4 separate regions of the Homo sapiens genome follow, and regions 1, 2 and 4 are each linked to region 3. Evidence: chromatin contacts called from ENCODE Hi-C or POLR2A ChIA-PET data. All regions are on one chromosome and are shown on one strand. Each heading gives the region's core, a stretch centred on a gene start or an enhancer-like site at or near the end of the contact. The rest is flanking DNA. Distances are from core to core; before and after follow the strand shown. Region 1 holds the start of LRRC3 (leucine rich repeat containing 3). Region 2 holds the start of TRAPPC10 (trafficking protein particle complex subunit 10). Region 3 holds the start of PKNOX1 (PBX/knotted 1 homeobox 1). Region 4 holds the start of CFAP410 (cilia and flagella associated protein 410).

Region 1 (4,817 bases), core at 286-2,785, 1.5 Mb after region 3:
ATCCAAAGGCTTGGAGAAAGCATTTACAGATCACATATCTGATAAAGGACTTGTATCCAGAATATGCAACAAACTCCCAAACTCAATAATAAGAAAATAAACAACCCAATTAAAAGTGAGTAAAAGATTTGAACTCAACGCTTACTACAGGAGATGGAGAATAAACAGATGAAATGATGCTCAACATCATTGGCCAACAGGGAAACGCAAATTAAAACCACAGTTCCATCTATCACCACACACCTATTAGAGTATTTGAAATTAAAAAGACAAACCATACCAAGTGCTGGGGAGGATGTGGAATGTAAAACCATACAATCGCTTTGGCAGTTTCTTAAAAAGTTTCACATATGGCTACCGTGGCATCCAGCCACTCCACTCCTAGACATCTATTCAAGAGAAAGAAAAGCATTCATCCAAAGACTTGTGCACAATGTTCGGATCAGCTTTATCTGTAAGAGCCAACACCAGAAACAACCCAAATGCCCACCAGCAGGTGAATGGACACAAACTGTGGTACATTCATACACTGGAGTACCATGCAGCTGTAAAAGAAATACGCATTGACAAACCAAATGACGCAGGCAAATCTCAAAAATAATTGTGCTGAGTGAAAGAAGCTACACAAAAAGTACATATTATATGATTCCATTTGTGCAAATCATAGGAAATGCAAAGTAATCAGTAGTGACAGAATGCAGATCAGTGCTTGCCTGGGGATGAGGGAGGGCAGGGAGAGATGACCAAGAGGGAACCCGGGGTGTTCACTATGCTGATTGTGGTGATGGTTTCACAGGAGTATCCGAGTGTTAAAACGTACCAAATTGAAATATGTGGCTTACCGTCTGTCAATTACACCACAATAAGGCTACTTTTTGAAAACCATGAGGATGGCTCAGGTCCGGCTCAAATGCCCCCACCCTGCGTTCCTTCCTTGGGATGTCAGACGCTGGAGCTGGAGCAGAAGGGGACCTAGATGGGCGGAGATCTAGCCCTACTCACCCACTGGCCACGGGGTAGGCGAGGGACGCTCAGCAGGGGCTTCCCGCAGACCCAGGGTCTTCAAGCCCCAGAAGTCCTGATGCCAGAGGGAAGAGGGGATTTGCCCAGAGTGAGGGGCAGGGGCTGGACCCACAGCCCCTCCCGGCGCGCAGACCCCGCCCCCACCCATAACCACGCCCTCAGCCCCCACCACCTCGTCCTCAGCCCCACAACCACGCCCCCAGCATGCCACAATTACTCCCACAACCCGCCCACAGCCCCTGCGACCTGGGTCTTAGTACCAGCTCCATCTAAAGCCGCACCACCGGCCCCTCCCATGCCCCTCCCATGCCCCTCCCCCATCTCTTCCAGGCCCCGCCCTGCCGCAGAACCCGCCCTCAAGCCCCGCCCCCGCCTAACCACAAATCCCGTTCCGGTCTCCTTACATGCCCCGCCCCTTCCCCGCCCCCGCGGGGAATCGACACAGCCTGTCTCCGCCTTTCGCCCCGCCCCCTCCAGGCCCCGCCCCACCCCGCCCCTCGCCCGCGCAGGCCGGAGTCGCGGCCTCCCCAGCTAGTGGTCGCGGGCGCGGTCGCAGGGGCAGCGGGGTGGCCGCCGCGCCAGGCGTGGAGCTGGGTCTGGCGGGCTCCGAGAGGCCCGGGAGCGGCGCGCAGAGCAGCCTCCGGCCGCCGCCGCGCAGGTAAAGCCCCCGCCCAGCCCTGGGAGCGTGGATTCCCACCCACCCCATGACCATCCCCCCGCCGCGAGTGCTGGGGTCTCGGGGGTCCCAGGTTCCGGGGGTCCTAGGGCCGGAGGGTCTAAAGGCTGGAGGTCCTGGGGGTCCGAGCCTCTCCCGGCCGGCTCCGCGCGCGGCCCCGCCGTCCACGCCCAGCGCGGGCCGCGCGCACAGGGCTTGGCTTCTCTGTTTTCTCGGTTTCCTTCTTCAGGCAGTTGAAAGAAAAGGCGCGGTTCTGTGCCCGGTGCGAGCCGCGGCTCCTTTAGGGCTGGCAGGGAAGGGCTTGCTGGGTTATGACAGTTTTTAGGGGTTGTCGGAGTCAGCCAGGCGTTGGCTGCTGGAGTAGCCCCTGGCGCGCGAGCGCCCGCTGGTGCCCGGCCACGTGCCCAGCTTGACCCGCGCTCCAGGTTCGGGAGAAGCTGCAGCCGTCACCGTCCTCCTGGCGTCCACCCTGAGGAGGGAGGGGCTGGGTGGTCCAAGCCGCCGCCACTCCGCCGCCCGGCCTTTGGTCCCCAGCGGTGCTGTAGGTGGCCAGGGGTGGCCGCAGTGACCACCCACTGGGCCATGCGGAGCCCCCTGGCAGTGCCAGCTCCCTGCACTTGTGGGACGCTCCTCCCGGGCGCATTGGGAGTCTCCAGAAGTAAGTTACAGGCAGAGCTGTTTAAGGAGGCGTGCTCCCCACCCCAGACCCTTCAGTGGGCCCTCAACACCCTCCCCACCAGTGGACGCGTTTCCCAGGTGACCGCAGCCGGCAGTGCTGACCACCCTCCCTCCCTCTCCGCTCCCTCCTGCGTCTTCCCTTTCAGAGCTGCCAGAGTGGACTGCACTGCTTCTCCCAGCGGGGCAGGATGGCGGTTTCATGTCTGGTTGGATAAGGCCTTGCCTGCGGAAACCAGCTCCATCCCCAGGCCCTAGCAGAGGCTCGCGTGTCCCCGTCCCCAGGTCAGGTCAGGATGGGCACCGTGCGCCCACCTCGCCCCTCGCTCCTGCTGGTCTCCACCCGGGAGTCTTGTCTCTTCCTCCTCTTCTGCCTGCACCTGGGCGCCGCCTGCCCACAGCCCTGCCGGTGCCCTGACCACGCAGGGGCTGTGGCTGTCTTCTGCAGCTTGCGGGGCCTTCAGGAGGTCCCCGAGGACATCCCGGCCAACACCGTGCTCCTGAAGCTCGATGCCAACAAGATCTCCCACCTCCCGGACGGGGCCTTCCAGCACCTGCACCGGCTCAGGGAGCTGGATCTGTCTCACAACGCCATCGAGGCCATCGGCTCCGCCACCTTCGCGGGCCTGGCCGGGGGCCTGCGGCTGCTGGACCTGTCTTACAACCGCATCCAGAGGATCCCCAAGGACGCCCTGGGCAAACTCAGCGCCAAGATACGCCTGTCCCACAACCCCCTGCACTGCGAGTGCGCCCTGCAGGAGGCCCTGTGGGAGCTGAAGCTGGACCCCGACTCTGTGGACGAGATCGCCTGCCACACCTCAGTGCAGGAGGAGTTTGTGGGGAAGCCTCTGGTTCAGGCTCTGGATGCGGGTGCCAGCCTCTGCAGCGTCCCCCACAGGACCACAGACGTGGCCATGCTGGTCACCATGTTCGGCTGGTTCGCCATGGTGATCGCCTACGTCGTGTACTATGTGCGCCACAACCAGGAGGATGCCCGGAGGCACCTGGAGTACCTGAAGTCTCTGCCCAGCGCCCCCGCCTCCAAGGACCCCATCGGCCCGGGGCCCTAGCGCCTGTTCCGGCAGACCCCCGCCGGTGGCTGCTGTCACTTTTGTAGTAGGTGGTGACTGATGCTGCTTTTGCTCTTCCCTGAGGCAGGTGTCACAGCCATGTGTGCTCCCCACTGTTGCACTCAGGCACAGCAGCACCTCCAGGCTGGGTGGTTTTGCCACACATCCGTGTGACGGATGAGGAACCTGAAGCTTAGAGGAACGGAATGACTGCCCGTGACGATACCATCAGGAAATTATCCCAGTGGAACTTCAACCCGGGCTGTCCATCGTGACATTCCGCCTCCTTCCACCATGCCAGCCTCTCCCACACGGGGCCCTGCAGGCTGTGGATATGCACTCAGAGGACTAAGGGGGTGCTCTGCAAGCGAGAGGGTTCACCAGAGGGAGCTTGGGTGCAGGTTCACCCGCTGAAGGCGCTGATAAGTCCTGTGCTGAGGAGCTGACTTGCCCTTGTTTACTTACAAAGTGCATTGTAGGTAAACATGAGCCTTGTTCCAGTGTTCGAAGTACATTGGAACGTAAGCCCTGTTTCCAGAGCAAAGTAACAGAGACCAGGTTTTTCTAGAGAGCTAAGTGGGATGTGTAGCTCAAACAAACTGTCCTACCCTTTTTTATTCTCAAATGTTTGTTTTGAGTAACCGTAGTGCCAAAATTTCAGTTCAGTAATGGGGTGAACAATATGGAGAGAGACCTGGGAAAAGTCCAGGGTAGCTTGCCCAGGGGAAGACAGCAGCCACATACCTGGGGGCCCGCCTGCTTCCTGCCCCTCTGGGTGTGCCTGATGCGGGAGGCCCTGCCCCAGGGCGATCTCAGCTCACTGCAACCTTTGCCTCCCAGGCTCAATCACTTCTGCTGCCTCAGCCTCCCTAGTAGCTGGAATTACAGGCATGAGCCACCACGCCTGGCTAATTTTTGTATTTTTAGTAGAGACCGGGTTTCACCATGTTGGCCAGGCTGGTCTCGAACTGTTGGCCTCAAGTGATCCGCCCGCCTCAGCCTCCCAAAGTGCTGGGATTACAGGCGTCAGCCACCGCGCCCGGCCCTGTGCCTTGCTTTTTCTACTCACTAAGATATAAAACAGCTCTTTTTCCAAGGCCCGGAGTACTGGGGATTGATGTTTCAAGGCCAATCAATGGGATGCTTCGTTTTCTCCAGCAACAGGAACTCTCTCTTTTCACCTTTGCTGCCAGGAATCTCAGAGATAATTTAGTGCTCAATTTACTAACCTTACTTCACATTCAGGTTAGATGTTACCTCCACCTATATGATAGTAATTCCTAATTTTATTTTTTATTGTCCTTTTTATGAGTGTTTATATTTTAAAGTACTTTGAGTATTTTTGGGGGGGGTGTAAATGAGTGATCAGTGTA
Region 2 (4,715 bases), core at 415-2,914, 1.0 Mb after region 3:
GTATTTACAGCTGCTCCCCATCGCTGGCATTACCGCCTGAGCTCCGCCTCCTGTCAGGTCAGCAGCAGCGCTGGATTCTCCTAGGAGGGTGAACCCTGTTGTGAACTGCACATTGGAGGGGTCTAGGTTGCGTGCTCCTTATGAGAATCTCATCCCTAATGATGTGTCCCTGGCTTCCATCATCCCTAGATGTGACCGTCCAGTTGCAGGAAAACAAGCTCAGGGCTCCCACTGATTCCACATTATGGGAAGTTGTATTTTATTACATATTACAACATAAAAATAATAAAGTGCACAATAAATGAAATGTGTTTGAATCGTCCTGAAACCACCCCAACTTTGTCTGTGGAAAAACTGCATTCTATGAAACTGGTCCCTGGTGCCAAAAAGGTTGGGGACTGCTGCTGTTAATGACTAAGAAAGACCAGGTCTCCCCCTTCCCATTTGGTGATTTTTGTTACAGATTAGCTGTCTCCATTGTCCTGTACCTGACTTAGACCAGACAGCACAGAGACCCCAGGACTGTTTCATCTTCAGTGGGTCCCCAAAGAAAAAGACCACCTCGACTAAACAGACTGTTGTAACTATGCATTAGGCCTTATACAGAAAAGACGCTGAAATTCGGTTAGGCTTCCCGAGACGCTGGCTATAGAAACGACCCCAAATTTCTACGTTTGAGAACACTGACTTCCATTCTTTATAATGTTTCCTGGGCGCCTCAAGCTTCGCATTTGACTAAACTCTAGATTCTGACCCTTTTGATTATTTTTGGTTGACAGTTTTTGTCATTTTATGGCTGGGAGTGATGGCTCACACCTGTAATCTCAACACTTTGGGAGGCCAAGGCTGGAGGATCACTTGAGCCCAGGAGTTTGAAACCAGCCTGGAAAACATAGTGAGATCCCGACAAAAGAAAAGAAAAGAAAAAAATTAGCTGGGCGTGGTGGCTGCCCCCGTGGTCCCAGTTACTGGCGGAGGGGGTGGGGCGGGGGGAAACAAGGCGGGAGGATCGCTTGAGCCTGGAAGGTGGAGGCTGCAGTGAGCCGTGTCCCGCCACTGCACTCCAGCCTGAGCCAACTGAGGAAGACCCTGCTCCAAAGAAAAAAAGAAAAAGAAACACCCGCGCCCCGCCCCCCCCGTTTACGTGCACAAGAAGCCCATATGCAGTTAAGTGTGAGGTTTATTTTGTGGCATTCCGAAATGCCGAGGGCCAGGTCCCCACAAAAACATTTGCGGCGTGAGGGAAACGGGAAGAGCCCAGCGGTAGGCGGAAGGCACGCGCCGGGGACACTCAGCGGCGAGGGCCTGCGGGAGCCCCCAGCGCGATAAGGAGCCCGGCCGGGGAGCAGCGGCCCGCCGCGGGACGCCCGAGCTGCGGGGAACGCGAGGGCAGCGAGGCCGGCGTCTCTGGTCCGGGAGCGTCCAGGCTCGCTCACCGCGCGCGAGGCCCGCCTGCCGAGTCCTGGCCTCAGCTCCGGCGCAGGGCCCAGCGGGGCGCCCACTGCCGAGGGAGGAAGATGGACGTGTCCCGGGAGCCCCGCTCCGCCTCCCACTTCCCACCTCCCGGTCCCGCGCGGCCGGCCCGGGCGCACTTCCGTCGGAGGCGAAGCGCGGCGAAGACCCGCCCCGTGAAGCCTCGCGCGCCCCGGAAATGGTCATGCGGCGGCGCCGAGGCCGGAAGTGGCTGAGGCCGGCAGCAGCGGGCGGCAGCTGCGGCGCAACCGGCTCCGGAGCTGCCTGGCGCGGCCGGGCGGGCGGCGCCGCTCAGGCTCGGGCTCCGGCTGGGCCCGGCGCGGCCTCGGGGCTGCCCATGGGGCGCGGGGGGCCGGGCCGGTGACGCCGGACGCCCATGGACGCCTCTGAGGAGCCGCTGCCGCCGGTGATCTACACCATGGAGAACAAGCCCATCGTCACCTGTGAGTGCCCGGAGGCGGGGAGGGCGCGGCGGTCGTTGGGCGGGCCCGGGCCCTGGCGTTATGCACCCGGCGCCCCCAGACCTTCAGCCCCCGGCGCGCTCCGGGCTGGGCCGCTTCCTGGAGGTGTGACCAGGGCTGCGGCTGAGGCGGGGCCCTCTGACTTTTCGGGGACGCCCTCTGACCTTCCCGCCGGGCGACCTCTGACCCCTGGGGGGCGCCCTCGGGCCGGCTGCAGTTGGAGCCGGTGGAACCCGGCGGACTCTGCCCGGGACTGGGCGCGCGCCGGCGTCGAGGGCGAGGAGCGGGGGCTGCCACCGCCCCGTCCCGCCCCCGTTGAGCCGCGCGCCCGGGACCTGGGGGCCCCGGCCTCTTCCGCCGGGCGGTTTTGCCCGCGGGCGCCCTTTCCCCGACTACGGGGAAGTCCTTGGGGGCTCGCAGAGTTGCAGGCGTTGGCGAAGTAGGAACAGTTTGTTGCGGGGTGAAGCGTCAGGCAGAGCCGCCGGGACTGCTTTCGCTCCTACACACTTCCCCGCCGCGCACTCAAACCATTTTACGGATGAGAAAGCCGAGGCTCGGGCGCTTAGGCGAGCTTGCTCCCCATGAACAGCCTCCCGCTCGAGTCTACACTACGGACACCTGGTGCCTCTTGGGTGTCGTGTCCTCCCCGCACCCCTCCTTTAATGCATACACAAAGGAACTGTTTTTCTGTTACGGGAAAAATGTTCCCTAAATTTTAGAAGTGTGACTCTCCAGAGTTAAATACGGTTAAGAACAGTGAGCTTATGGGAAGTATTGAAATGTTTGTTGGTTGGCTTTTAGGTGACTTGCAGAGAGGTGTTTCAGACTGTTACGATTTTTGACCTTTGACAGTATTCTGTATTTTCATGCATGTATGCAGTTAGTTTTTTTCTAGTTGTCTTTCGTGCTTGGAAAGGAAGCACTCTCTGTTGCAAAATCTGGGTGCCCAGGCCACAGTAGACTGTATGTCGTGAGAACTCCTGTTTCCCTCTCACTCTGTCAGCGGGTGTGCACCTGCTGTGTTCCTTCCTGTTAGATCCCTGAGAAACTGTATATTGAAGGTTGAATTTTGTTGCTTCAGCTTTAGGTGATAGACTTATTTCTTTCCTTCCTTTTGCTTTATTTTGTCTCTTCTCCTCTCCTCCTCTCTCTTTTTTTTCTACAGAGACCTAGACGAGATGATAGACTTTTCTTAGGGAAGTGGACTGTGTCTCATTTAAAATTGGAGACTTGCATAGTTCAGCAGTAGCTGTCTTTTTTCCTCCCCAGAATATTTGTCAGCTGAAAGTCTTTTCCTACTCTGCACCTTCAGCCCCAGAGGGCAGATGTGGGTAGAGCTGGTCTGCAGGCCCTGCAATTTCCCAGGGGCTTTCCCAGTGCTCAGGGAAGATGAAGCCATGCGCAGTTCATGTTAAGTTTTACTGTCTTCCAGAGGTTGAACATTTTTCTCCTAAAGTGCTGTGCACGTTGTGAATGCTGGATACACATTCATTGCCTGTACGGACATCCACACATCTAATTTTATCTTCTACCTCCTAGCTTGCTTACATTTCAATAGCAATATGTATTTATAGGCATTATGTAAATACATTTCTGAGGAGAAAGTTCCTAAGCTCTATTGGATTCAACCATAACTAAAGGGGTAAAGTTTGTTATCTGGTTGCCAGTGTTGGAGATATTTAATGTTTAGTTTTGTACATGCGTGCATCACGGACAGCTGAAGGATGCGGTTTTCTTTCCTACAGATTTATTGGATTGTCATCTTGGTGGTGGGTTTTTTCCTGTGTTTTGAGCAGCAGAGTGAATTTTTTTTTTTCCTTCTTCTTCTTTTTTGAGACGGCGTCTTTCTCTGTCGCCCAGGCTGGAGTGCAGTGGCATGATCTCGGCCATGATCTTGGCTCACTGCAACCTCTGCCTCCCGGGTTCAAGCGATTCTCCTTCCTCGGCCTCCCGAGTAGCTGGGATTACAGGCGCATGCTGCCATGCCCGGCTAATTTTTTGTTTGTTTGTTTTTGTTTTTTTTTTTTTTCAGTAGAGACAGAGTTTCACCATGTTGGTGAGGCTGGTCTCGAACTCCTGACCTTGGGTTGTCCACCTGCGCAGCCTCCCGAAGTGCTGGGATTACAGGCTTGAGCCCCCACCCTTGGCCTCAAGCAACATAGTGAATGTTAATCTCTGCATGGATGGTACACTGTCCTAGAAGGTGCAAACTTTCATTCATTGGAGTCTCAGAAGAGAAGGGGGCTTCAGTAGACTGTCAAAGTTAACTTGAAAAATGATCACTTTAAAAGTGAAGGTAAAAAGCTGACTTCATACTTCCCACTTGAAATTATGTTGTGGTATATCTGGGACTGAAGCTTTAGGAAGCACTTGGCCTGGTTTCACTTTATGCCTTCATCTTGCTCCTCTCTTTCAGCTATACATGTTTTGAAAGGAGAAGGTGGTATGAACAATTGCTTTAAAAAAATCCACCCAGAGGCTAATTAACCCTTAACTTTTTAATATTATGTACATAGTTCTCTTAGTAGGCAACATTTTTGTTTTCAAAAATCTTTTAAATTCTTACTTGAAATGGTATTACCTCAGATCTGTTCATTTTAAAATGAAAGTAGAGTTTATGCATGTTGTGAATTTTTTTTCCATAGAATGTATAATATTTTACTTCAGTGAAAATGCATTCTGCTTAGACCTTTCTGGGAAGAATATAGAATGTAACTGGTTCAGGTGAATTTAAAAACTGTGTATATGTAGGGATAGAAGAATGAAAAGTTCCCAAAGATT
Region 3 (4,831 bases), core at 1,122-3,621:
ATTCTTCACTGTAATTTCTGAGCCAGGGACTTTGTCTTACTGGAATGGGGTCTCAATCCAGATCCCAAGAGAGGGTTCTTGGAGTTTACACAAGAAAGAATTCAGGGAGAATCCACAGAGTAAAGTGAAAGTGAGTTTGTTAGAGAAGTAAATAAACCAAAGAATGGCTACTCCATAGGCAGAGCAGCCCCAAGGGCTGCTGGTTGGCTATTTTTATGGTCCTTTTTTTTTTCCCTAGAATCCGTTCCTGAATTATATTGGTTATTTCTTGATCACGTGCTAAACAAGGGGTGGATTATTCATGAGTTTTCTGGGAAAGTGGTGGGGAATTCCCAGAACTTAGGCTTCCTCTTCCATTTATTTATTTATTTATTGGAGATGGAGTCTTGCTCGTTGCCCAGGCTGGAGTGCAATGGCGTGATCTCGGCTCACTGCAACCTTTGCTTCCCAGGTTCAAGCGATTCTCCTGCCTCAGCCTCCCAAGTAGCTGGGACTACAGGTGTATGCCACCACGCCTGCTTAATTTTTTGGTATTTTTAGTAGAGATGGGGTTTCACCATATTGGCCATGCTGGTCTCAACTCCTGACCTCAAGTAATCTGCCCGCCTTGGCCTCCCCAAAGTGCTGGGATTACTGGCGTGAGCCACTGCGCCCGACCCCTTTTAGGCAATGTAGGGTATCTTCCAAACGTTGCCATGGCATTTGAAAACTGTCATGGCGCTGGCGAGAGTGTGTTTTACCAAGCTCATATATTATAATTAGTGTATAATCAGCAGTGAGGAAGGCCACAGGTCACTTTCCCCGCCATCTTGGTTTTGGTGGGATTTGGCCGGCTTCTTTACTGCATCCTGTTTTATCAGCAGGATCCTTGTGACCTGTGTCTTGTTCCGACCTCCTATCTCATCCGATTACTAAGAACGCCTTAACTCCTGGGGGGTGCGGCCCAGCAGGTCTCAGCTTCAGTTTACCCAGCCCATGTGGAGTCTCTCTGTTCCAACACCTATTGACACTTGCATCTGGATCTTGCACTAGGCTCTGCAGATTATGCTCAGTCTTGAATACTGAGCTTTTTTTGTCCCCTTGAACTTCCCTCCTTGGGCAAGTATCTCAGGGCCTCCCTCTTGCCCACCCTGCTGCTTCCCATCTTTCTGAAAGAGGCGGCTCTGCAGCTGCACAGCACTTGGCCAAGACCTCCTGGCGGTGTGGAGCTCTGAAGACACAGGAGGGATGTCCTCCGAGCTGTTCATGCCTAGACCTACCCCCAGGCTCCCTCTAGCAATCAGCTCCAGTCCTGGGCCTGTCTGCCTTCCGGGAGGAGTGGGGGCCCACAGAGCTGCCCTTCCCGCGCTGTGTATGGACTCAAGGCACTGATGGCCTTCGGTGGGCCACTGCATAAATGGATGTTTCTGCAGTATTGAAGGCCAGTCAGGCAAACCGTGTGCTTTCCTACGCAGTGGGGAATGTGTCGCCCTTTCCTTACATCTTGGAGACCAAAGCCACCATCTGCACTTGTGGGTACATTGTGGCAGTGGTCGGTTAGGGTGGTCTTTCAAAGCAGTTTGAAATGCAGACACTTGTGGGCGTCCCCTAAGGCAGGTGCCCTTTACCTGGAGGCCGCATTGGTCACCTAGACCCGCAAGGCTCACCTGGGCCGGAAGGTGTGGTCAAGCGAGGCCAAGTAGCCCAGAGGCCACCCCTAAGCACCTGTGGACATCATGAGTCCTTGCTGGGGTCCTCACAGAGGGAAGACAGCCCCCAGGGTAAAGCCTCAGGTGCTAAGCACTCGCGCTGCCGCAGGGGGGGAGGCACGTGAGCATCCACTGTGCCGCCCAGGACGGGCCCACCCGGGCTCCAGAGCCTGGGGAGGAAGGCTGCGAGGCTCCCACGGGCTTACATTCAAACCGGGCACACACAGAACGGAGGCCTTCGGCTACGGGACGCCCGGCGGTGGGGTTACGGATGGTACAGCCCTCCCTCCCCGCCTGCTCGAGGCAAATGGTTTCGCCCGGCTACACACACCTCTCCTGGGCGGCAACCGAGGGCGCGGAGGGGGCAAGACGTGCGCTGAGGCCACGCCCCTACTGCATAGTCATAAGGCGGGAGGCTCTGCCTTCGGGGCGGGGCAGACAGCTCCTCGCGCTCGGGCGCGGCCGGTTGGGGGCACGGCCTAGCTCCGGGTGCGGGCGGGGCTGGAGGCGGGGCCGGCCACCGCCCGGTTCCCGCCCTCGCTCTCCTCCCCCAGCGATCAGGCCCCGCCCCGCGCCCGCCGCCGCGCAGGGAGGGGCGGGGCCCGTCTCCGGCAGGCCCCGCCCCCTCTCTGAATATTGATGCGGCGCGCGTCGGCGTCGCCCTCCTCCCATTGAGCGAGGCTGTGTCGCGTGGCCCAGCGTCGGCGTGACGGTTGGACGCGGGCGCGGCACTGCGGGTCCCGATTGCTGCAGCCGCTTGTCAGTGTGATGAAGATTGGCACCCAGGTAAGCTGTCACTCAACCGCTCCGCCGCCGCCGCCGCCGCTCTCGCCGCCGCCGTCCCTATCAATCACACCGGCCCGCGGCCGCCGCCCGCCGCCGCCGCTGCCGCCCGGGTCTGGAGGGCCGGCGCTGCCCTCGAGGGCCCGCATTTGACCCGCCGCCCGGGGCAGGGGGCGGGGAGGGGGCGCGGGTGGGGGAGGGGAGCGGGCACCCGCGGGGGAGGGGGCGCCTTCAGCCCAACCGGCGCGGGGGCGCGCCCAGTTGGTTTCTTAGTGTGGGTTGAGGGACGCGGAAATTTCTGGAAGGCGCCGCCGCCGCCGCGCTGGGCCTGATCGAAGCGCGCGCTCCTAACCGTCCCTTTCGGAGTGCGGCGCGCGCCCCGGCGCGGGGCGGGGGCGCGCGGAGCCCGGCGCGGGCGGGGCGGCGGGCGTGAGGGTCGGGGGCGCGCGGCGGGGCGGGGCCGGGGCGGGCGGCGCGCGTGGGGCCGGTCGGGTCCGCGGCCTCGCGGAGTCCTCAGGGCCGGCGGGGCTGCTCGGAGGGTGCGGGGCGCGCGGCGGCGCAGGCGGGAAGATGGCGGCCGCGACCCCGGCCCCGGCCTCGGCCGTGGCGAGCGGGTGGGTCGGGGTCCTGGGGGCGGTGGGCGTGATGGGGCTCGTGGCCCTCAGCCGGGCGCCGGCGCGGGAGCAGCCCAGGGCCGCTCGCTGACGGCAGTGTTTGGGGCCGGGTGCTGGGGAAGCGGTTCCGGCGTCCCGGGAATTGGTGGGAAGAGCCGCTTCTGTCACACGGGTCGTGGTAATGGATGACAGGAAGTGCCGGGCAGGGTCTGGGCGCCCTGTGGGTTTGCACCTTCCTTGTGAGGGAAATCGTGTCACTTAACGAAAAATGAAGAAACGCGGAGTCTGCTTTATGTCATCCTCGTGGCTCTCGAAATGCCTTATTTGGACAGTGGCTCTGCGACGGGACCAGTTAGGGCCTCCGTTCCGATGGCGGATTCCTGACGGGAGGCCCGAGGGTCCGGGAATGGCGGCGTCCTGAGGTCGGGCCCAGGGCAGGCCAGGCTGAGCGCCACGGCGGGGCCGCAGCCCTGGGGGGTGTTCCACCTGTGTGTGGGGTTCTCTTCCAACTCTACGAGAGTTTGCTTTTTAAAACAGTAGATGATTTTTCCTTAGGAAGTGGTTCCTCTTCAGGATGAAAGAAACCCCCAGCTTTAGTTAGGTCTACTTTCATGATTTTTCCTGGCATACTGAAAAATAGGCTTTCTCTAAACATAAGGAAGAATCGAGGTGAAATGTGAACCTCTGCCAGTATAGTTATTGGTGATGCTCTTGCATTTAGTCATAATTTGGAAGATGGCAGGCTGACCCCAATGAGCCTTTCATCACTCTGCTTAATTTACTTAGAGTGATTTGTGAATCCTGTCCTTGTACACAGGCGTACCTCAGATAATTCGAGTTCTAATCCAGACCACCGCAGTAAAATAAGTATTGCAGTAAAGCAAGTGACGCAACAGTTTTAGGTTTTTCAGTGCATATGAAAGTTGTAATTACAGTATACTACTTAAAGTGTGCAATAGCAAGCATTATATCTATAAAAATGTGCTTACGTTAATTAAAAAATATTTTAGTGCTAAAAATACTAATGATCATCTGAGCCTTTAGTGAGTCCTGCTTGTTTTATACTTTGACAATCTGGCCTCAGTGTGGATGGCTGCTGACTGATCAGGGTGGTGGTGGCTGTGTCAGTTACTTAAAATAAGACAACAGTGAAATTTACTGCATTGATGGACTCCTCCTTTCATGAAAGACTTCTTTGTAGCATGTGATGCTGTTTTGATAGCATTTTAACCACAGTGAAAATTCTTTCAAAGTTGGAGGCTATTCTCAAACTCTGCCACTGCTATCCACTAAGTTGATGTGATATTCCAAATGTTTTGTTGTCATTTCCACAATGTGCACAGCGTCTTCACTAGGAATAAATTCCATTTCAAGAAACCACTTTCTTTGCTCATCCGTAAGAAGCAACTGTTCATTATTTCCACCACATCTGCAGTTCCTTCCTCCACTGAAGTCTTGAACTCCTCCAAGTCATCATAAGGGTTAGAATCAACTTCTTCCAAACTCCTGTTAATGTTATTTGACTTCCTTCCATGAATCATGAATGGCATCTAGAATGGCAGATTCTTTCCAGAAGGTTTTCAGTTTACTTTGCCCAGATTCATGCGAGGAATCACTACCACAGCTATAGCCTTACAAAATGTATTTCTTAAATAATTAAGACTTGAAAGTCAAGATTACTCCTTGGATCCATAGCTGCAGAATGGATGTGGTGTTAGCAGACATGAAGACAGCATTCATCTCCTT
Region 4 (5,123 bases), core at 123-2,622, 1.4 Mb after region 3:
GAGGTCAAGTTCAAAGGGTGAACAGGCAACTTATGAAGCAAACTTTAAAAGCCTGAAACAGGGTTGTTGTTTCTCCCAGCTTAGTGGGAGTACTGACCACCCCATGCAAAACAAAGAAATGCATTATTGAAAGCAAATGACACGGGAATTGTAGCCAAAACACCAGATATGCCAGGGCAGAGAGAAAAGCTTTTTAATTAACAGGGAAGAGCTCACTCTGGGCAGTCTGCGGACACCCCTGGGAGGAAGCGTCTGCTCTCGCTGACCCCCACACCCGCCTGCACGGTGAGGCCAGTTGACACGGCGCGGTCACTCTGCTGAGTCCCCAGGGAACCCTGGAGATCTTGCAGGCCTCAACTCCAGGCTCCCTCTTCTGGAAGCTCCTGGTCTTCCTTGGCTCAGTGAGACTCAGCATTACCTGCCTTTCAGCCTGCCTGGGTCCCACCGCACCCACGTCCCTTCCTGTCACCTGCTAGGAGTACCCTGGGAACGGCCGCCCCCAGTACTGATTACCAACGTGTTTCCTGACTCAGTCCTGGAAAGCTCAGTTCTCTCTCCTATTCGACTTGGTCCCAGTGACTGCTGGCAACCCCAGACAACAGACCCAGCCCACAGGGCACCCGGGGCAAAGGCGGGCCGGGAAATGGGGGGGGGCCCAGGCGACCCCGACCCCCGGCCTCCTCCCCTCCCTCACCCGCGGCTCCTTCGCCGCCCTCGCCCCTGCCCCTCCCCCCTTCCACTCCGCCCCCGCCCCGCCCCGCCCCGGCTCCTCCCTCCGGCTCCGCCCTCGTCCCGCCCCGGCTCCTCCCTCCGGCTCCGCCCTCGTCCCGCCCCGGCTCCTCCCTCCGGCTCCGCCCTCGTCCCGCCCCGGCTCCTCCCTCCGGCTCCGCCCTCTCCCCGCCCCGGCTCCGCCCTCTCCCCGCCCCGGCTCCGCCCTCTCCCCGCCCCGGCTCCTCCCTCCGGCTCCGCCCTCGTCCCGCCCCGGCTCCTCCCTCCGGCTCCGCCCTCTCCCCGCCCCGGCTCCTCCCTCCGGCTCCGCCCTCGCCCCGCCCCGGCTCCTCCCCCCACCCCGGGGCGGCCGCGGCCAGGCCCCGCCTCACCAGCAGTTGAGCTTGCGCACGCTGTGCAGCTCCGAGGCCTTGGCCCGGGTCAGAACCATCTTCCGCGTCAGCTTCATGGCGGCCGCCCAGGCCCGACCGGCGGGCGCCCCCGGCCTCCTGATCCCGGGCGGGTGACGACTGCGCGGCGCGTGTCTCCAGGGGCGGGGCCCGCGTCGTCAGGGGCGGATCCTGAGCCGATTGGCGGCTCGGTGAGGAGAGCGGGGCGACGCGAGCCCGCTGGGGCCGCTTGGGCGCCGCTGACACGTTGGCTCTGCTCCTGCTCATGCGCGGCCTGGGGCGCCCTTCTCTGACGCGATTCTAACGCGACCCCGGAAGCGCGCAGCGAGCAGAGGGTGGGTGCAGGTGGCGGTCCCCGAGTCGGCCCAGTGAGGGCTGAACTGCTGCTCCCAGGAACCGAGCGGGGTGGGCTCGGTCCGACGCGCATCATGGCCGAGTGCCTAGGCCTGACTCTGAGCGCAGGCCTAGCGTGGATGGCATGGGCGCTACACAGCTCCAAGTTACGCGATTCAAACTCTTGGAATAAACCCAGGGCAGCCCTGGGGCTGTGTTGATTCCTTGTCTCCCTCCCTCCCAGCATTTACAGAAAAGACGCATTTATAGGAAAGACGCACGGGCAGGTCCAGCAGAGCCCTTACAAGCATTTCAACCTTTTAGAAATCAGATAAGACCCTCTAAACATCGTTACATGGGCCACAGTTACATTAAGACAGGCGTTCTGACGTTCTGAAACCGCCTTTGCAAAAAATTGTATCGGTGAGAGAAGGTTGGCCTTGAAGGAGATCTGGCCAACCCCCATCTTGCCTTTGGCCTTAAAACTGCCCTTAATTATTCCTGGATAAGCAAAGGTAACTTTGGGAGACATTTATAGTTTAAGTGATAGCAGCCCTTCCTCAAAACTAAACAGCCTTTGTAAAGCTAATGAGACCACTGAAACCGCCTTTGCAAAAATCATAACTGAAGAAATTATGACAGGGGAAGATCTCCTCACCCACCCCATCTTCCTGCTATCCTCTAAGCTGCTTTTGTTCATTCCTGGGTGTAGACCAGACTAGCCTTGGGAAGGAATTTAGTTTATAGATTAAACTGAAACAAAATTGATAATAGCCCTTTCCCAAAAAAACCCTTCTTGCCTGGGGACCAGTCTGCCTTTGTAGGACTAACAAATTAAGCTACGAGATTAAAAATTACAGTTTAGGGGCCATGCAACCTCTGGCGGCAAGAGTCTGAACCTCCCCAAATTGCTTCTGGGAATAACATCACTGTTGCAAAACTTAAGGTCAGTGCTTGAAATATTTTGTAGACCCTGCATTCAGATGCAGCAGATGACACCACCCAAACGGATAATCTGGCTCAACCATGTGTGTGATCCCACCCAGGGACAGAAGTCAGCCAGAACTCATTTTGACCCCCTATGATTTAATCTTCGACCTGACCAATCAGCACTCACCACTTTCTGAGCCCATACCCGCCAAATTATCCTTAAAAACACGGATCCCCGAATGCTTGGGGAGACTGATTTGAGTGATAATAAAACTCTGCTCTCCTGCACAGCCAGCTCTGTGTGTATTACTCTTTCTCCATTGCAATTCCGTTGCCTTGATAAATCGGTTCTGTCTAGGCAGTGGGCAAGGCGAACCCATTGGGCGGTTACACTACCAGCCTAGAAGGATAGAGGAGCATGAATTCCACTAAGATGCAGATGTAAACATTCGTCAGCCATTATTCTGGAGGTCACAAGATAAGCTACTTCCCCAATTACTCCTGCAGGTAACATCACTATTGTACCTTTGCAGGTTTCTTGCATGTCTCACACGGATGGATCCAGCTAAATGTCTTGCCAACAGCTCCTGTGGCCCCACCCAGAAGCCATGCAGCACAAAAGGACCAAAAGGACAGCTAGATTTCATCTCGCACCTAACCAATCAGCACTCCCCATGCCCTAGCCCCCTGTTCACCAAACTACCTTTGAACAACCCCTAACCCATGAGCCTTCAATTGTAACCGAGCAGCTTAGCAGCTGTGAATCCAAAATATCTGAGACAGGACTCAATCTGTTTAGAAAGTTTATTTTGTCAAGGTTAAGGACAAGCCCATGACACAGCCTCAGGAGGTCCTGATGACATGTGCCCTGGGTGGCTGGGGCACAGCTTGCTTTCATACATTTTTAGGGAGACATGAGACATCAATCAATATGTGTAAGATGGAAAAAGAAGAAAAAATATATGTATAAGATGTACATTAAGCCGGGCGCGGTGGCTCACGCCTATAATCCCAGTACTTTGGGAGGCTGAGGCAGGTGGATGGCCTGAGGTCAGGAGTTCGAGACCAGCCTGGCCAACATAGTGAAACCCTGTCTCTACTAAAAATACAAAAAATTAGCTGGGCGCGGTGGTGGGTTTCACTCGTGTCCATGTGAAGAGACCACCAAACAGGCTTTGTGTGAGCAATCAAGCTGTTTATTTCACCTGGGTGCAGGTGGGCTGAGTCTGAAAAGAGAGTCAGTGAAGGGAGATAAGGGTGGGGCCGTTTTATAGGATTTGGGTAGATAAAGGAAAATTATAGTCAAAGGGGGGTTGTTCTCTGGCGGGCAGAGTGGGAGTCACAAGGTGCTCAGTAGGGGAGCTTTTGAGCCAGGATGAGCCAGGAGAAGGAATTTCACAAGACAATGTTATCAGTTAAGGCAGGAACAGGCCATTTTCACTTCTTTTATGGTGGAATGTCATCAGTTAAGGCGAGAACCAGCCATCTGGATGTGTACGTGCAGGTCACAGGGGACATGGTGGCTTAGCTTGGGCTCAGAGGCCTGACAGTGGGCGCCTGTAATCCCAACTACTTTGGAGGCTGAGGCAGGAGAATCGCTTGAACCCGGGAGGCAGAGGTTGCAGTGAGCCGAGACTGTGCCATTGCACTCCAGTCTGCGCAACAAGAGCGAGACTCCGTCTTAAAAAAAAAAAAAAGATGTACATTAGTTCAGTCTGGAAAGGCAGGACACCTTGAAGGCCGGGTGGGGTTGTGGGGGTGGAGGGAGGCTTCCAGCTTCCAGGTCATCGGTGGATAAGAGACAAAAGATTGCATTCTTTTGAGTCCTTTCACTGAATACACAATTTGGTCTAGCTTAGTAAATCTGCATTTTTACATAAACAATAAGGCAGAGAAAGCAAACAGATAGGCATGTGTCTCCGGTGAGCAGGGGGATGACCTCCTGTCCCACACCTGTGAAGATCAGCTATCAGTTTACATTCCAGGGTGAAATTCAACAGAACTGTTTGAGGGTAAAGATCTTGAGGCCCACAAGGAATTTCCTTGTGGGCAAATTGTGAGGGAGCTTCATAGCTTTTTATCTTTGTAGCGATCTTATTTAGGAATAAAATTGGAGGCAGGTTTGCCTGATGCATTTTCCAGCTGACTTTTCCCTTGACTTAGTGATTTTAAGGTCTTGAGCTTTATATTCCTTTCACACAGCTAAGCCTCAAACCATGTTTTAAAACTTTTTCCCCTTTCCCCTTTCCTCCTCCTCCACCCTAGTCTGAAGATGTAACTGAGACAAGCTGCTTGTGTTACCTTCCATCTTGAAATACAGCCTGGGAATGTGAACCTCCACTCCGTTCCCATCCTGTGCTCTCAGGCCTTATGCACATTTAGTTTACCTGGATGCCTGTTAAGCACACACCATGCTCACTTATCTGGTCATCTCTTTGCTTGGAAGCTTCAGGGGTCAGCTCCTGAAAGGGACCGGACACCTCATTCTGTCTCCAACAAGATTACTTCAAGGCCAGAACTCACTCTCGGCCTTGAAGTAATTGAGGACTAAACTCTGATTTTTCTTTTTTTATCTTGCCCAAATTCCTAAAGGGCATGGACAGTCATGCCCTACAAACCATAAATTCTCATCAGATGGGTTTTATTTAACCTTCTATATCGTGGTGTTGACAAAAAGAGTCAAACTCTGTAAAATATTTTAAGAGATTTATTCTGAGCCAGATATGAATGACCATGGCCCGT

The links. A loop is a pair of places that touch in the nucleus more often than their neighbours do. ChIA-PET counts read pairs that join two places held with the same protein, here RNA polymerase II (POLR2A). Pooled maps may share reads with other maps.
Region 1: a loop to region 3 is called in a map of CD8-positive, alpha-beta T cell, with 6 times the contacts of the local background. The contact joins the promoter of LRRC3 here to the promoter of PKNOX1 in region 3. A Hi-C loop is called at or near these places in 2 of 168 maps with a recorded cell type or tissue (CD8-positive, alpha-beta T cell and naive thymus-derived CD4-positive, alpha-beta T cell), 2 of 37 single-sample maps with no recorded cell type and 7 of 50 pooled maps.
Region 2: a loop to region 3 is called in a map of B cell, with 9 times the contacts of the local background. The contact joins the promoter of TRAPPC10 here to the promoter of PKNOX1 in region 3. A Hi-C loop is called at or near these places in 2 of 168 maps with a recorded cell type or tissue (B cell and naive thymus-derived CD4-positive, alpha-beta T cell), 2 of 37 single-sample maps with no recorded cell type and 14 of 50 pooled maps. POLR2A ChIA-PET finds 5 or more read pairs at or near these places in 1 of 52 experiments (T-cell).
Region 4: a loop to region 3 is called in a map of ascending aorta, with 22 times the contacts of the local background. The contact joins the promoter of CFAP410 here to the promoter of PKNOX1 in region 3. A Hi-C loop is called at or near these places in 4 of 168 maps with a recorded cell type or tissue (CD4-positive, alpha-beta memory T cell, ascending aorta, naive thymus-derived CD4-positive, alpha-beta T cell and 1 more), 10 of 37 single-sample maps with no recorded cell type and 15 of 50 pooled maps.

What each region holds. Positions count from the first base shown.
Region 1 is chr21:44,453,975-44,458,791 of GRCh38, forward strand. It overlaps LRRC3 (leucine rich repeat containing 3), which reads left to right and starts at 1,536. Exons shown (of 2, transcript NM_030891.6): 1 at 1,536-1,681; 2 at 2,524-4,817. The coding sequence starts at 2,671. The coding sequence ends at 3,444. LRRC3-DT (LRRC3 divergent transcript) reads right to left here and starts at 1,310. Exons shown (of 4, transcript NR_047476.1): 1 at 1,270-1,310; 2 at 1,003-1,078. RefSeq lists an enhancer at 533-1,033 and silencers at 1,197-1,376, 1,465-1,894.
Region 2 is chr21:44,010,645-44,015,359 of GRCh38, forward strand. It overlaps TRAPPC10 (trafficking protein particle complex subunit 10), which reads left to right and starts at 1,665. Exons shown (of 23, transcript NM_003274.5): 1 at 1,665-1,916. The coding sequence starts at 1,850. RefSeq lists silencers at 1,290-1,669, 1,820-2,489 and enhancers at 3,040-3,099, 3,120-3,169.
Region 3 is chr21:42,972,191-42,977,021 of GRCh38, forward strand. It overlaps PKNOX1 (PBX/knotted 1 homeobox 1), which reads left to right and starts at 2,372. Exons shown (of 11, transcript NM_004571.5): 1 at 2,372-2,474. RefSeq lists enhancers at 1-48, 3,171-3,897 and silencers at 1,560-1,719, 2,030-2,419, 2,550-2,869, 3,010-3,209.
Region 4 is chr21:44,338,018-44,343,140 of GRCh38, forward strand. CFAP410 (cilia and flagella associated protein 410) reads right to left here and starts at 1,373. Exons shown (of 7, transcript NM_004928.3): 1 at 1,101-1,373. The coding sequence starts at 1,177. RefSeq lists silencers at 542-661, 962-1,331 and enhancers at 1,332-1,551, 3,414-4,056, 4,057-4,700.